Regions from separate parts of the Homo sapiens genome. Here region 2 is linked to region 1. Evidence: chromatin loops called from intact Hi-C (ENCODE). Cell type or tissue: sigmoid colon. All regions are shown on one strand. Links, peaks and the distances in the headings refer to the core of each region. The heading gives the core; the rest is flanking DNA. Region 1 overlaps MRPS35 (mitochondrial ribosomal protein S35). Region 2 has its middle 33 kb from the start of PTHLH.

The links. Hi-C counts contacts between places; a loop is a spot of excess contacts. Peaks named below come from ENCODE experiments on the same cell type or tissue, not always from the same donor. Only the 100,000 strongest peaks of a DNase experiment are listed, where the experiment ranks them.
Region 2: a loop joins it to region 1, with 21 times the contacts of the local background. A loop is called at or near these places in 83 of 110 quality-filtered maps.

What each region holds. Positions count from the first base shown.
Region 1 is chr12:27,728,252-27,736,602 of GRCh38, reverse strand. MRPS35 (mitochondrial ribosomal protein S35) reads right to left here. Exons shown (of 8, transcript NM_021821.4): 6 at 1,047-1,156. Among named protein-coding and RNA genes, the nearest start is that of MRPS35, 22 kb to the right of the region's middle. In sigmoid colon, for the core only: a CTCF peak has its summit at 3,350; no DNase peak of the experiment used is centred there; H3K27ac peaks cover 218 bases.
Region 2 is chr12:27,936,026-27,944,376 of GRCh38, reverse strand. No RefSeq gene overlaps it. Among named protein-coding and RNA genes, the nearest start is that of PTHLH, 33 kb to the left of the region's middle. In sigmoid colon, for the core only: a CTCF peak has its summit at 3,393 (motif pointing right); a DNase peak (open chromatin) is centred at 3,416.

The sequences.
Region 1 (8,351 bases), core at 211-8,210:
GCTTATTCTGTACTTATATTTATTTAAGTCCTCTACTCTAAATAGTTACCATAAAACATATCCATACACTAACACTTGTAAAACTACCTAAAAAAAAAAAAAGCAACATTATTGGATACTCACAGAATTTCAAACAATAACATTTTAAAGGCATTTTTTAAAGTTGCATGAACTAGAAAAGCCAACATTATCTGAAGATAGTAAAAAGACTATTCCTAATATATTTCAAATCTACTTTCTCCCATATGGTAATAATCACAAACCATGGTCCTGAGCTTTTTCTGCCTCCACACTGTTGCAATCTCTGCATGTGTGTCAGGCTCCTTCTTCCCACCACTGCAAATCATGAGACCTAATCGATACTGACACCTCCAAATGCTTTCAAACAGGGATGAGCAGGAAGACAGCAGATCGGCCCACTTAACTTATCTCTAAAAGTGGGTCTTTTTATATTTTGACATAATTTGGAAACAGCTAAAGTATAATTCTAAAAATAAAATAGCCATTTAGTGAAAACATACCAATAACCTTTCTTTACTTCAAATAAAAAATGACGCAATTTATAAATTCATATATGATAAATTTAATATTGCCTTTATAAACATCTGTCCTGGCTCTGAGATTTTGATTATTTACGAATGTGCCTTCATCAATTTCCAAATAGATCCATAGATCATTTAATAATTTTACTTTTGAACTACAAGATTTTTATATGCTTTGAATGTGTAAAAGCCTGCTTAAGCATTAATCACTAGCAAACCACACTTTTTTCTTCTAATCTCTCTCTTGAGTTTTATATACATGGAAATATTAAAATCAAGGTTAAAAATAACATTAAATTAGCTAAGCATGCCGCTGCATAAAGATCACAGCAATAGTAGGCCAGTGTGAGGATATTAAAAATATGAATTAGAGAACTCTGCTTAATAAGAAAAGGCTACGCCCTCCCCCATCTTCAATATAGTTTCTTTAAAAAGGACTGCCAAGGAATTGGAGGACAATGAGGAAACACACGTGACCAGTCGGCTGAACATTTTTTCCATTACCTATCTGTTTTGATGGTAAGCACATCTGTGGTCTTGCAGTATCGCTCTCCTACAAGTTTAATTAATTTCTTCTTTGCGTGATCATCTAAATTCAAACTGGAAAGCTTTACCTTAAAAATAAGAAAAGTTATTTGAAAAAATAATTTCATATAATTGTTTAGTGAAAAAAAGGTAGCAATGTTATTCCTATTAACATTAAATCCACTAAAAAGAAAGCTTTCCAAACTCCTTTCTATACAGAGCAAGCAGTTGGGACATATTATAAACCCTGATCTTACTCATGGAAACAGAAAAAGGGAAGGCAACATACTGTTTGAAGTTCTTTGAAAGTTCTGGGCATTAATGCCTTCCCTGAAAGAACTAACGACATATCTGTTAAATAAATGAAATTATGGTGCTTACGAGTAGCACTAATAGAATTAAACTCAATTAGCGTTAGTTAAGTTGGAATATAGAAATAAATAGATAAAACATAAGGGCTTTAAGAAATTTCTATCATGCAATTATGAGACTTGCATCATTACAAGTTCTACCATGCAATTATGAGACTTGTATCACTGCAACAAGCTTTTTTTAAAAGCTACAGATATCTCATGGAAGCTGGAATACAGCATCAGGGAAGGATCAAAACAATTGAAAAATTCATTTAGCTCAACGTTTCTCAAAATGTTAACACTACTCCCACAGGCTAAGAAGAATTTTTTTAAAAGGCTCTTTCTGTTGAAAATGTTTAGGAAATGCCGAGGTAAATTGGGTTTTTTAAGGTAGCATTTTTTAGAACAGATAATATGCTAATAAGCATCTTGAAATTTCAAAATGCAGGGTTAATATGCAATGATTCTCAAATTTATTTGACGTCAGATTCCACTTTTCAAGGAACGGTTCACAACAGTAGTCTTCCTTAGACATATTTTGGGAAGTGCTAGAACAAATGAACACAATTTTTAATTTGCAGAGAATAAGGGCATGGGCTAAAGGTATTATCTAGAGATGAATACATTTGATACAAGAAGATAGGCCAGGCACGGTGGCTCATGCCTGTAATGCCATTACTTTGGGAGGCCGAGGCGGGCGGATCACCTGAGGTCAGGAGTTCAAGACCAGCCTGACCAACACGGAGATACCCATCTCTACTAAAAATACAAAATTAGCCAGGTGTGGTGGCGCATACCTGTAATCCCAGCTACTCAGGAGGCTGAGGCAAGAGAATCACTTGAACCCAGGAGGCGGAGGTTTTGGTGAGCTGAAATCGCGCCATTGCACTCCAGCCTGGGCAACAAGAGCAAAACTCTGCCTCAAAAAAAAAAAAAAAAAGAAGATAGGTTAGGTTACACACCAGAATACAGTTAAATAAGGTAAAGTATAGGTTAATCTTCTATGGAGAGCATTAAGAATAAAAAAGAGCTGTAACTATATCAAGAAGAAAAAAAGCTAAATAGGATTTTGAAATCTATTTGGTTTTCTGTAGCTTCAATAACTCTGTACACTTCCCTCAAGACATCACAGTATAGTAGCCTATTTATTTTCCCATTTTTTCCCCACTGATTTGAAACCCTTGAGGGTAAGAATGATGCTATCTCGTTCTTGGCAATGGCTTAACACTTAAAATGCATGCAACAAATATTTGCTGAATGAATACATAAATTTTTAAAAGGGAGGATATATTGTTTTTTAAAGCACTGTGAATTTTTGTATTTTGTATTTGAAGTAGAGAAAATAGATAAATATAAATGCACTCTTAAAAACAACTCAAGTAATATGAATACTGACTATTAACTCTCAATTAGACAATGTGAATCACCACAGTTTTCTGGAAAGAGAATGTATCAACTACCAGGTTACTGACTTGACAGATAAAATAAGCCATTTTATACTCTGATTAAAACCAATATGAAGAATTTTTTACAAAAAATAAAATATACCTTTATTATGATTATGAATACACAAATATATGCACATATGCATGTATAAGAGGGAACAGGGAGAGAAAAATAAATAGTTTTTACATTAGGATAGTGAGAATGTTGTGATTTTGCCTTTTTTAAACCTCCCTTCAATGAAATCATAATAATGTCTAACAATAAATTTAAAAGTTTCAAAAGCTTAAAGTATTCTAGCTTTTTATATAAGAAGTGGTCCAAAAAAAGGCAGCAAAGCTGATCATTACTGCAACGTGTAATGTAAGATCACATTCACATTAATTTAAAACTCACATTAACATTAACATTTTAATGTTCAATAACTATATGGAGTTTATGCCAAAAATCATAAATATTTCAGGAACAGTTGTGTGGTGCACTCACGCCACCTGGTAGCACTCAAAGGCACTGCAACATTGTAGTCTTTAATCTGGGCTAATACTTTAACCTGGGCTGAGTGGCATTCACTGTCTTTTATCAAAATTCAAAGTACTTAGATATTTTGCCCTCAGTTGCTACATTTCAAAGAATCGATATAATACTGTTAACATTATCCCCAAAATAACACTGATATTTCAAATCACAGGAGGTGCTGGATATATATATATATATATATATATATATATATATATATATATATATATATATATCTTCAAATGACTACATTTTAACACAAAAAGAGCTACATAAATTCGGAAATGTCTAAACTTGTGAAATATTTTCTCTATATGCAAGTATGATGTGGTTAGTTAAAGAATGCTGGTATTACATAAAAGACAAGAATTGGTTTGATTTGTAGATTTGCCATTTAATGTTACCTTAAATCATGTTACCTCCCTGAGACTCAGTTTCCTCAAGAACACTTAATTCCAGAATTTTTGTCAGAAATAAATGAGATTAATAGAATAAAGCACTTTTGAAGTAAAGTTATATATAAGTTGTTTTTAATCCTAAACTTTTATGACTATCAAAATTTTTTTTTCTGTGCATTAAAACATTTGAGTATGTCCAATAGTAGTTTCTAACAGTTGACTACCTTCACGATATTGCTTTAATCATGCTGGACTGCATGTGCTTTAGTCCACCTGTTTGACCTACGTTTACCCTTGAACTACATGGCACATCCAGGACACCACCACTGAGCCTCAACAGCCAGCAGGTGGGGTGCAGAGTCTAGCAGGGCAGACATGAAGTCAGCAGAAGGGGTACAAGGGAGCAATGAAGGCATCACAGGCTAGCACAAGGCACAGAGAGGACAAGAGGAAAAGCATGATACAAGAAATGAAATCTGGTGCCATCCTTCAAATAAAGCAATGAGATTATTTTTGTGTGAAATAAAATAAGCAAACTTAGAACCAGTAGGGACATTGGATGTCAATTCTAGGACTGAAGACGGAGGCCCACAAAACTTGAGGTGAATAACGTAAATTAAGATCTAGGTTTTCTGACTCTCAGTTCAGAGATTTTTCAACACACAACAGAGCTCAACAACTGTTGGTTGTAGTTGTTACCATTATTATGAAAAATAGGTAACATTTAATATGTTCTTAAAAATATGAACCTGTGGAATGGTACAAGCATGGCTGAACTTTCAATTCTTTTTTTTCTTTTATTGGGATTTTTGAAATTTTATACAGTAAACATATACTGTCTTTGTGATTTAAAAACAGCTTCAATCTAAGAACTTAGTATATTGTTGTGTATTTAAACTGTTCTACAAAATAAAAAAGATTGGAAAGCTTCATAATTCACTTCATAAAGATGGCACAGGCCAGGTGCGGTGGCTCACACCTGTAATCCCAGCACTTTGGGAGGCCAAGGAGGGAGGAACGCTTGAGGTCAGGTGTTCAAGACCAGCCTGGCCAACATGGTGAAACCCCATCTCTACTAAAAATACAAAAATTAGCTGGGTGTGGTGGAGCATTCCTATAATTCCAACTACTTGGGAGGCTGAAGCAGGAGAATCGCTTGAACCATGGAGGCAGAGGTTGCAGTAAGCCAAGATCGCGCCACTGGACTCCAGCCTGGGCAACAGAGCGAGACCCTGTCTCAAAAAAATAAAGTTATATTAAATTAAGAAAAAAATTGGTACAGCCCTGATACTGAAACCTAGCAAAGAAAGAAAACTACAAATCAATCAACAATATCACTGAGGAAAATGGAAAATTCCAGAAATTAAAGATTGTTTATTTGCTAGTACATAATGCGAAAATGGTTGCATAGATTTTCAACACATTTCTTCAGTGTACTTTGAATGTTCTGGCTTAAAGTACAGGCTACACAGAGTATAAAAGTTAATATTTTGAGGGTCCCAGGAGGCACCTCAAAGAGGTAGTAGTCACCCTCCAGACAAATCAAAAGCACATCAGTAAGGGCTCCTTGGAGAAATGCTGATTCTAGGAATGGGACAGGGAAAGAGCCCAGAGCATTTTGTAGTGCCAGAAAATAAGAAATTGCTTAAAAACAAATGACAGGGGCATGGCAAAGGAACAGAAGAGTCACTGGAAAGAGTTCCCAATGGTTAAACTCAGAACAATTTGAGCAAAAAAATAATGTTTTATTGGATTATGACACATAGTGTAAAATAAATATCCATGAGTCCATACTGATATAAATAAATGATTAATAAATAGGGGAGAATGAACAAATTTGCCATATAAAAGGACTGTACATAATTTATGTGATACTTCTTTCTCAAAGAAGTGGAGCATACCTCCTGATCCTTAAGTGTGGGCTCTGCATAGTAACTTTCTTCTAAAGAGTAGAGTATGGGTAAGAGGGGAGGAAGTATAATTTTATGGTGAAGAAAATGGACAAGTACTACCTCAGCCAGGTGATGAAGATTAGCATCATCACTGACAAATCATGGCCGGCACAGTGGCTCACTGCCTGTAATCCCAGCACTTTAGGAGGCTGAGGTGAGAGTATCACTTGAGCCCAGGAGTTCCAGACCAGCCCTGGCAACATGGCAAAACCCCCTGGCAACATGGCAAAACCTCATCTCTACAAAAAATACGAAAACTAGCTAGCCGTGGTGGCTTGCGCTTGTAGTCCCAGCTACTGGGGAAACAAAGGTGGGAGGATCACCAGAGCCTGGGAAGGTCGAGGCTGCAGTGAGCCGTGCTTGTGCCACTGCACTCCAGCGTAAGTGACAGAATGAGACACTATCTCAAAAAAACAAACAAAACAAATCATCTTAATAGCCTATACTCTCGATATGATGTGATGAGAATGGCACTTTATTTCTGGGGTTTTTCTCCCCAAACACACAACAAGTTGAAAGACATTCTACCAAATATACAACTAGTACTTCTCAAAACTGTTAAGGTCATCAAAAACAAGTCAAGTCTGAGAAACATCACACCCAAGATAAACCTAAGAAATTATGATGACTAAATGTGATTTGTAAACTGGATGGGATTCTGGAACAGAAAAAGGGTATTAGAAAAAAACTAAGATAATCTGAACAAAGTAGGGACTTTAATAACAATAAATTCAATATTGATTCAGTATCAATATTAATTCACTAGTTGTGACAAACGTACCATAGTATATTTTAAGATGTTTACAACAGGGGAACCTGGGTCTGAAATTCTCTACTATTCTTGGAACCTTTCTGTAAACTAAAAACTATTCTAAAATAAAAAGTTTAATTTTAAAAAGTATATCAGGTAACTGCTCCATGACTGCTGTGTGAAAAAGATATGCCATGTGTACCAAGATTTCTTTGACAAAGGAAACAAACAGTGACTTCAAATACTAAATTAGAAGTTCCTAGGGCAGACACTTGGAAGTGCAATGGCACGTGGCGTGGTCCAGGTGAGTAACAGTAGGGATCTCATGTTTCTCCAAAGCAATATGGCATCCGGACAAATGACCCTAAGTAAAATTCTAGCACAGCAAATCAGCAGTAGAATAAAAGAATGATACACTATGAACTGACCAGGGTTCAGAAATGCATCAGTATATTGAAAACCTATTGATGTAATTTATGACTTCAATAATTCAAAGGAGGTAATTTCATAAATGCTAGTAATCTAAGAATAGGATACACCATTAACATAATAAACACTATTATCTCACTGAAATCCTACCTCATACTTGAGGTTAAACACTAGAGGCACAGACAATTAAAGTATGCAACAGCATAAGGAACTACAGAAATATGACTTCAGAAATTTTATCTAATGCAAAAGACAAAAAGAAAAAACAAGCTATGGTTACTTGAAAAGGGGAATTAAAACTACCATTATTTATCTATTATGTCTTGAGAAATTTCCGAAAGAATCAGCTGAGAAGTCCTAGCATCCAGATCATGGTCTGTAAACACCACTGTCCACTGGCAGGTATTAGGGCTCCTTGAAAAATGGCTGATTCCAGGTCCGGGATAAGAAATTTATAAAAATGAGCCTGAACCATCTTGTGTCAAAATACAAGGAAACTTTCAAATGCTAAAGGATTGTAACAAAAGGACACAGGAACCAACTTAAAAGAGTTCCCACTGGCCAAAGGTAAGATAGATATACTTCGAGGACCAAAAAGAATAATGATTTTACTTGATATCCACCCACAGATTACTTGTTCAAGGGAAAAGCAAAACAAAAATCTTCACAAAGGAATGATTAGGTTGTCAGCTTCTTAGCCAAGTGCTCAATTTCAGCATACTGAGAATGAGGCCACCAGACTTTACGTGCCCCTGATGCAATATAAAATACATAGCAATATCTATAAAGTATTCTTGCCAAACATATTTAACTGGAATCTTATCAGCCCTTTAAATCTAACTTCCAGGTTATGTGAAATACAGGAGATAAAGAAATAAGGTAAATGACATCCAGATGCAATGGGGCAAATTCAGAAGATAGGAAATGTTACAAGATAAATACCCTGTCTCTTTAACAAGTCAAATTCATCAGGAAGAAGGGAGGGAGGTGGGGTTGTTTGCCATTCCAGATAACATAAGATACATCATTACCAAATACAATGGTCTTTGGCGGGATTCTGGTTTCAATAACAGAGCTTAAAAAATACCATTTTGTAAGGCAATAGGGGAAATATAATGTGGAGTAGATATTTTAGATGATATTTGGGAATTACTGACAATTTTGTTACATGTGGTAATAGTATTGGAATTAAATAGGAAACATCTCCTTAATTCTTAGAGATAACACACTGAAGTATTTTAGTGTGAAACATTAGGTGTCAGAAATGTTAAGGTACTTAGATGTGTATGTATGTGTATGAAGCAAATTTGTCAAAATATTAATTACTAAATCAAGATGCCATGTGTATGGGTATTTATTATATTAGCCTCTTTCTACTTGTCCATACATTTGAAAATTTTCATAATAAAAAATTTAAAAAAGAGAATTTGGTAAAGTAGCCA
Region 2 (8,351 bases), core at 218-8,217, 210 kb before region 1:
TAGCTAACATTTATTAGGTTCCCCCTCCGGCCCCCACCACCATGAGACAGGATTATGTTAAGAACTTGGCTGGCATCATAGCATGTCAATCCCATAAGAACCCAAATATAATAGGTTTTGTTAGTGCCTCCATTTTCTGGATAAGAAATCTGCGGCTTGAAGGTCAAGCAACTCACCAAGGTTACAAAGCAAGAGCCTGAGTCTAGATAATGCCAAAATCCCTGTTCTAAGCATTCTGTCCAGCACTTATCACACTGTTCTGTGATTGTATGTTCACATAGCTGTCACCCACTAAGCTCCTTAAAGCAAGGACTGTGTCATGTTCCCTAGTGTCTGGAATGGTTTCTGCCACATAAGTTGAATAAACATGTGCTGAATCAATGAAAGGAACATAGCAGCTCTTTGCATGAGCGGAGCATCCCTGTTCTCAGCATCACCAAATCTGGGTGAGAACACTTGGATCTGAGGCTTAATTCTGATGTTTAGCAACTGTGCCTGCACCATTCACACCCTCTTTCTTCAGCCAGACCACACCACGTATTTCAGATTCTGCATTTCTGCTCACTCCATATTCTCTATCCATCAAGCTTCTCCTGACCAGCCTCAATCTTTGATAAGAGCCTCATATACTAGCCAGATGCAGTGGTCCACACCTGTAATCCCATCTCTTTAGGATATTAAGGCAGATGAATCACTTGAGTTCAGGAGTTCGAGACCAGCCTGGGCAAAATAGTGAGACTTCATCTCTACAAAAAATACAAAAATTAGCCAGGTATAATGGTGCACACCTGTGGGTCCTAGCTACTCAGGAGGCTGAGGTGCAAGGATCACTTGAGCCTGGAAGGTCAAGACTGCAGTGAGCTGAGATTGTGCCACTGCACTCCAGCTTGGGTGACAAAGTGAGAAACCTATCTCAAAAAAAAAAAAAAAAAAAAAAAAAAAGAGACTAATATACTGACTCAGAGATATATTGATTGTCCGGGACAGTCTCTCCAAAAATCCAGAACTTTGCCAACATATCGCCTTCAAGAACACTCCATAGACAATTCCTTATTCTCTACTCCTGACTCTGAGCTGTTCCCTGCATCTCTCTGATTTTTGTACCATATATTGTTTGGTATCCAAATAACATACCATATATTGTTTGGATCTGATTTGTACCATATATTTTAAACTTATTATGACTACATAACATCATAAAAGATTCCTCAGTTGTTCTATTTCTCCAATCATACAACAACATGGTGGACAATAATCAATTCTTTAAAGAACTTAAATGATATTTAAAAGGCTTGTTTATAGAAATGATTCTCAGTAAACTATCGCAAGAAGAAAAAACCAAACACCGCATATTCTCACTCATAGGTGGGAATTGAACAATGAGATCACATGGACACAGGAAGGGGAATATCACACTCTGGGGACTGTTGTGGGGTCGGGGGAGGGGGGAGGGATAGCACTGGGAGATATACCTAATGCTAGATGACGAGTTAGTGGGTGCAGCGCAGCAGCATGGCACATGTATACATATGTAACTAACCTGCACAATGTGCACATGTACCCTAAAACTTAAAGTATAATAAAAAAAAAAGAAAAAAAATGCTAATTCAAGAGTTATTAAAGCTTTACCTAGCACTCATGTATGGGAAGTGGTTTTAAATATTATAGAGTATGAACAGTTTTTGAGATATGTAATATTTGGATTTGAATTTTTGCTTACGTCTTTTTAATTAAAACTTTACAGTGTAACAGGTCATGCTCTGGATCAAACTCATTTTGTTTCTATTCTGAACACTGTAGAATCCATATCTAAGGAAGAACAGGCTGTGAGATGCATATGTGATAGTAATTTCTTCAAAATAACAACTAAATAACAAAATAACTCCTAAGTAAACATTTCTAGAAATAGATCATTACACACACACACATCACACGTTTTAAAGAAATCACACCAAGCTTGGTGCAGTGGCTCACATCTGTAATCCCAGCACTTTGGGAGGCCGAGACAGGCAGATCACAAGGTCAGGAGTTCATGACCAGCCTGGCCAACATGGTGAAACCCCATCTCTACTAAAAATACAAAAATTAACTGGGCATGGTGGCACACGCCTGTAGTCCCAGCTACTCAGGAGGCTGAGGCAAAAGAATCGCTTGAATCCAGGAGGCGGAGGTTGCAGTGAGCCAAGATCGTGCCACTGCACTCCAGCCTGGGTGACAGAGCAAGACTCCATCTCAAAAAAAAAGAAAGAAATCACACCACTGATCTGGTGAAAGTTATTAAGATATTAGAGTACTATGATGTTGTGATAATTACAGACCTTTTTCACTAGCATAGCTTCTCTTCATTTGTAATATTGCCTAAGAGTGAGCATTTCTTATGTACTGAGCACTGTCAAGGGCATTGTATGCATTATTTCATTGAATTCTTCAAAACCCCTCTGAAGTAGGTAAGGTGATTGTCTCATTTTGCAGATGAAAACCATTAAACTCATTGATTCAAAGAACATGTGCCCAGAAAGGTCATGTCAGAATTGGAAGCAGACAATCTGAGTCCAGAGCCTCTGCCTTTCCTAAAATATAGATTAATTCATAAATTCAGATATCATTAGGGAATTTAAAAAGTCAAAAATTTTGCTACATAGTCTTTACAATTGACAAATAGGAAAAAGAAAGAAGAAAAAAAACCGATGCATAAGGTAAGATGTTGAAATTTCTTACATTAATTTAATATGTATGGTCTATTTGTCTTCTGGAAAAAATAGCATTTCCCATTAATTATAAAATAGTTCTAAATTATGGAATAAAATACTTGCTTCATGCCATATGATTTAAAACTTATTCATTAGCAAGCACCACAGATTTTCTTATATTCAAATATTATTTTTTCTCAATGTCAACATATACCACTTTTAAGCCTAAGGACTATTTGATCATCACTTTGAGAAGTTTCTTGTTGCAAAATAACAGGTTGGCAAAGAAAATACTGAATTTGCCAACTTAAAAATGTTAGTCATGATATTTATGTCTAAAGTTCATCATTCGTTTTGTAAAACCTCTAGTGTCTTTTCATTATTATTAAATATTGAAGTTTTCTAAAAACACAAACCAACAAAAATTTTGGTATGAATTATGCCACATTAATATAAAATTTCCAGAGCTTCAAAAGTTTTTTTTTTTAAACCACATAAAACAGAGCTGGAAGATATTTTAAAAGGTCACAAGGTTCATCCTCAACCACTTGCAATCAAGACTAGTATCTAAGAGACACATTTTAAGATTGTTTACTAGAATAATTTCAATCATATTCATAAATTGTGCTCTGATTATTTAACATGAAACATGTTACTGGCATACTCTTAAATTCAGCTGACAGCCTGGGAGTGACCACGAGGTGGCAGCACAGGAGACACTCAGCCTTGAATTCAACTTGTACTCCCCTGACTGGAGGAGTAAGCCAGAGAAAGGTAGGTATAGAAGAAGACGCAACACTCTCCTTTCTCTTAGAACTTTCAGATTGTGTGGCTTTGCTGGCCATTCCATTTATGGGTTAGAGGAGCCAAAAACAAGAATTACTTTTTTAATGGAGGAAAATATCACCTATAAGCTCATTCCTTTTCACGTTTTCCTTCATAGGCATGTTTTTGCGTAGTTGTTGTACATATAATTTTCTGGTCTTCTAATCTATTTTACACTGTTTCTGTTTTCCTGCTTTAAAATTTCAATGGATGGCTGGGCAGTGTTTCAGGCCTGTAATCGCAACACTTTGGGAAGCCACGGCAGAAGATCTCTTGAGGCCAGGAGTTCAAGACTGGCCTGGGCAACATAGCAAGACCTCATCTCTACAAAAATTTTAAAAATTAGCCAGGGGCAGTGGCATGTGCCTGTAGTCCTAGCTACTCAGCAGATGGAGGCAGGAGAATCACTTGAGACCAGGAGTCCCAGGACGCAGAGAGCTATGATTGCGCCACTGCACTCCAGCCTGGGCAATGGAGCAAGATCCTGTCTTAAAGAAACTTTTTCAAAAAATGTCAATGGCTTCTCCCTGCTCTTCTCAAATGGCCCTTGATGGTCCCTCCAGCCTTTTCTTTTCCAAAGTGATCTCCCTGCAGACCACAGGACATGGCACAGTGAAACACACTCAATTCATATTTATTGAAGTTTTCATTTTTTAAAAATTATTGTGGCAAAAAAATAAGGTTTTCTATCTTAGCCATTTTAAGAGTGCAGTTTAGTAGTGTTAAGTATATTCACATTGTTCTACAACAGATCTCCAAGACTCTTTCGCCATGCAAATCTGAAAGTCTATGCCCATTAAACAATTCCCCTTTTCCTCCACTACACCCACCAGTCCCTGGTAACCACGATTCTACTTTGTTTCTGTGATTTTGACTACTTCAAATACCTCACATAAGTGGAATGATATGATACTTGTCTTTTTGTTACTGGCTTTTTTCACATAATATTATCGGGGTTTATCTATGTTGTAGTATGTGACAGAGTTTTATTCTTTTTTTTTTTCTTTTTTTTTTTTTGAGACGGAGTCTCGCTCTGTCGCCCAGGCTGGAGTGCAGTGGCGTGATCTCGGCTCACTGCAAGCTCCTCCTCCCGGGTTCACGCCATTCTCCTGCCTCAGCCTCCCAAGTAGCTGGGACTACAGGCGCCCGCCACCACGCCCGACTAACTTTTTGTATTTTTAGTAGAGACGGGGTTTCACCGTGTTAGCCAGGATGGTCTCGATCTCCTGACCTTGCGATCCGCCAGCCTCGGCCTCCCAAAGTGCTGGGATTACGGGCGTGAGCCACCATGCCCGGCTGTTTTATTCCTTTTTGAGGCTGAGTAATATTCCATTGTATGGATTTACTGTGTTTTGCTTATCCTCCATCCATTCATGGACATTTGGATTGCTTCTATCTCTTGGCTACTACGAATAATGCTGCTATAAACATGGATGGGCAAATATCTCTTTGAGATCCCTCATTTAGCTTTTTTGGATGTATACTCAGAAGTGGGATTGCTGGACCATATGGTACTTCTATTTTTAATTTTTTTAGGAAGCTCCATACTATTTTCCATAGAGCTACATCATTTTAGTTTCCCACCAACAGTGCCCAAGGGTTCCAATTTCTCTTCGTCCTTACCAATCTTGTTACTTTTGGGGTTTTGTTTGTTTGTTTGTTGAAACAGGATCCCACTACATTGCCCAGGCTGGTCTCAAACTCCTAGCCTCAAGCTATCTTCCTCCTACCTTTGAGTCCCAAAGAGCTGGGATTACAGGCATAAGTCACCACACCCGGCCTACTTTTGTTTGTTTGTTTGTTTGTTTGTTTGTTTTCATAATAGCCATCCTAACAAGTATGAGGTAATATCTCATTGTGTTTTTGATTTGCATTTCTCTGATTAGTAATATTAAGCATTTTTTCATATGTTTGTATGTCTTCTTTAGAGAAATGTCTATTCAAGTCCTTCATCCTTTTTAAAATCAGCTTGTCTTTTTGTTGTTAAGTTGTACAAGTTCTTTATATTTTCTAGATATTAACACCTTATCAGATATATGATTTGCAAATATTTTCTCCCATTCTGTAAGTTACCTTTTCACTCTGTTGATTGTGCCCTTTGATACACAGAAGTACCAATTTTTTTTAAAGAAATGACTTGGCGTTCACAATTACCATTCTTTGCGGCAGCCACATCATACTTCCACTCAGCAAATAGTTACATCTAAATTGAGTTAACCATTCCTCTGTTATAAAACATTTCCTATTCTGGATAATTCCACTAAAATAGTTTTGTGAGTATAATTTTTTTCCTTGTCTTAATGGTTATTTTCTTAGAATATATTTCCAGAAGTAAAATTACTGGATCAAATAATATGAACATTTTATAGTTTTTGATACTTGCTAAATTTTTCTTATTAATTTCCATGACCAACTATAATATTCAAACAGTCACTGTTTATTGAACTCTTAGAATAAACTGAGTGCTTAGAATGTATCAAGGACTCAGCTACATTCTTTGCACATAGTATCACTTGTTCTCACATCAATGCTGCAAAGTAGGAAACATCACCATATTATGGTTAATAATATAGATTTACCCTTGTATTAGTTACCAAGATCACACAGCTTATAAGTGGCAGAATTATCATTTGATTTTAATTCTGCCTAATTCCAAACACCGTATGAATCTTTTCATGATACTACATTGCTTGTCTGTGTTTGAGAATATACCACTTTTACCTTTTCTTCACTCCAGTTTTGAGAATTGTAGTGTTTGCTAATTCAATCGAAGAAAAATAGATAATTGCTATTTTAAAATACATGCCTTTGATTACATGCACAGACGAATATTTTTCCACATTTTGTTTACTCTACTCCTTATTGTCTCCCTCCCCAACACCAAATGGATGTTTCCTGTCTCTGCACAACAGTATAGCACATAGCCTTTTCACAGTAAGGGTTATTACACAACTTTTATCCTGCCTTGAATTGTGCAACTTTCTCTTATTTTTTTTGTATCTTCTGCTTTATTTTCATATCTTATCAAATAATTTAACTTTTTCTAGAGTGAAGATATTCACCTTTTATCCAACATATTTGTTGCAGTATGTTCTTTGCCAATTTGTTATTTTCCTTTTTATTATTGTTTTCCTATTTACATCAAATAGTTCTTAATTTTTACACATCTAGTTTGATGTTGATCATTTACTTGGTGGTTTCTTCTATTGCTGCTTTGCATAGAAGTTTATTCTAGCTCCACTAATAGATGTCTGATTAATATTTCTACTTTCTTGTTAGTTTTTCTGTTTCAAACCAATTCTACTATTTAAATATTTAATCCCTCTAAAATTTATTTTGAATCATAATATAAATGTAAAGGTATCACTTTTTCAAAATTGTAAAGCAGATAGCCCCAATACCATTAATAATCTTCCCTTTCCTCACTATTCTGTAATGCCTTAATTATATATTAAAGTCATTTACATGAACTAATTAATTTTTAAGATAACTTTGTGATATAATTAGAATTAAAGTGTACAATTCAATGGCTTTAGTATAGTCACAGAGTTATGCAACTGTCACCACAACCTACTTCCAGAATATTTTCATTACCCCAAAAAGAAACCACACATCTCTTAGCAGTCACTCCCCATTATCCCCTTCTCCCAGCCTCTGGCAACCACTAATCTACTTTCTGTCTTTATAAATTTGCCTATTCTGGACATTTCATACAAATGGAATCATCCAATGTGTGGCCCCTTAAGACTGTTTCTTTTTTTTTTTTTTTCACTTATTTTCTTTCTTTCCCTTCAGGTTCATTCATGTTGCAGCACATATTAATACTTCATTGCATTTTATGGCCAAATAATGTTCCAATGTATAGATATACCACATCTTGTTTATTACAAATGTGGTGGTTGTTTCCACTTTTAGCTATTATGAATAATGCAGCTATGAACATTGGTATAAAAGGTTTTGTGTGGTATATATATTTTTTTTCTCTTAGTTATATACCTAGGAGCAGAATATCTGGTCATGAAGTAACTGTTTAACTATTCGAAGAACTTCCAAATTGTATTCCAAAGCTGCATCATTTTACATCCCCACCAACAATGTACAAAGGTTCCAATTTCTCTACATCCTCATCAACACTTGTCTTACTGTCTGTCCTTGATTATAGCCCTGCAAGTGAGCACGAAGTGGTATCTTGTTGTGTGTGTGTGTTTTGTTTGTTTGTTTTGTTTTTGTTTTTTGTAGTATATAATATTTAACATCTTCTCATGTTCTTACTGGCGGTTTGCATGTCTTCCTTGGAGAAATATCTATGCAAATCCTTTGCTCATTTTTTAATTTGGTTGTCTTTTTATATTTGAGTTGTAAGAGTTAGTTACATATTCTAGTTATAAGTCCCTCATCAGAGCTATGATTTGCCAATATTTTCTCCCATTCTGTGAGTCATCTTTTCACTTTGTTAATGATGTCCTTTAGAGCACAAATGTTTATGGTTTTTTTGTGTGTGGGTGGGGGTTTTCAGCCCCTCCCCTCTGATAATTCATCTGATTGGTGAATTTGGGAAATTAGCTGGACAAGTTCAGCTCAGCAACTTTCTTTCCGTATCTTTTGCGATCTGCCTGTTTGGCAGGGAGGTATTCCAGGCTACAATTTGCCCTATGATATAAGGGTCCTGCCTCCAGGAGGCAGAGGAGGGAAAAGACTCAAGTTTTTCTAACTGTGCCAGAGGCTGAGTATGTTTAATTCTGGGTTGAAGCACTGGCATTTAGCTCCAAAGCTAAAGCTGTGTTCTTTAAGCCATTGTATCAGTAATAAAGATCCAATTTTTGATTTAAAAAAGAA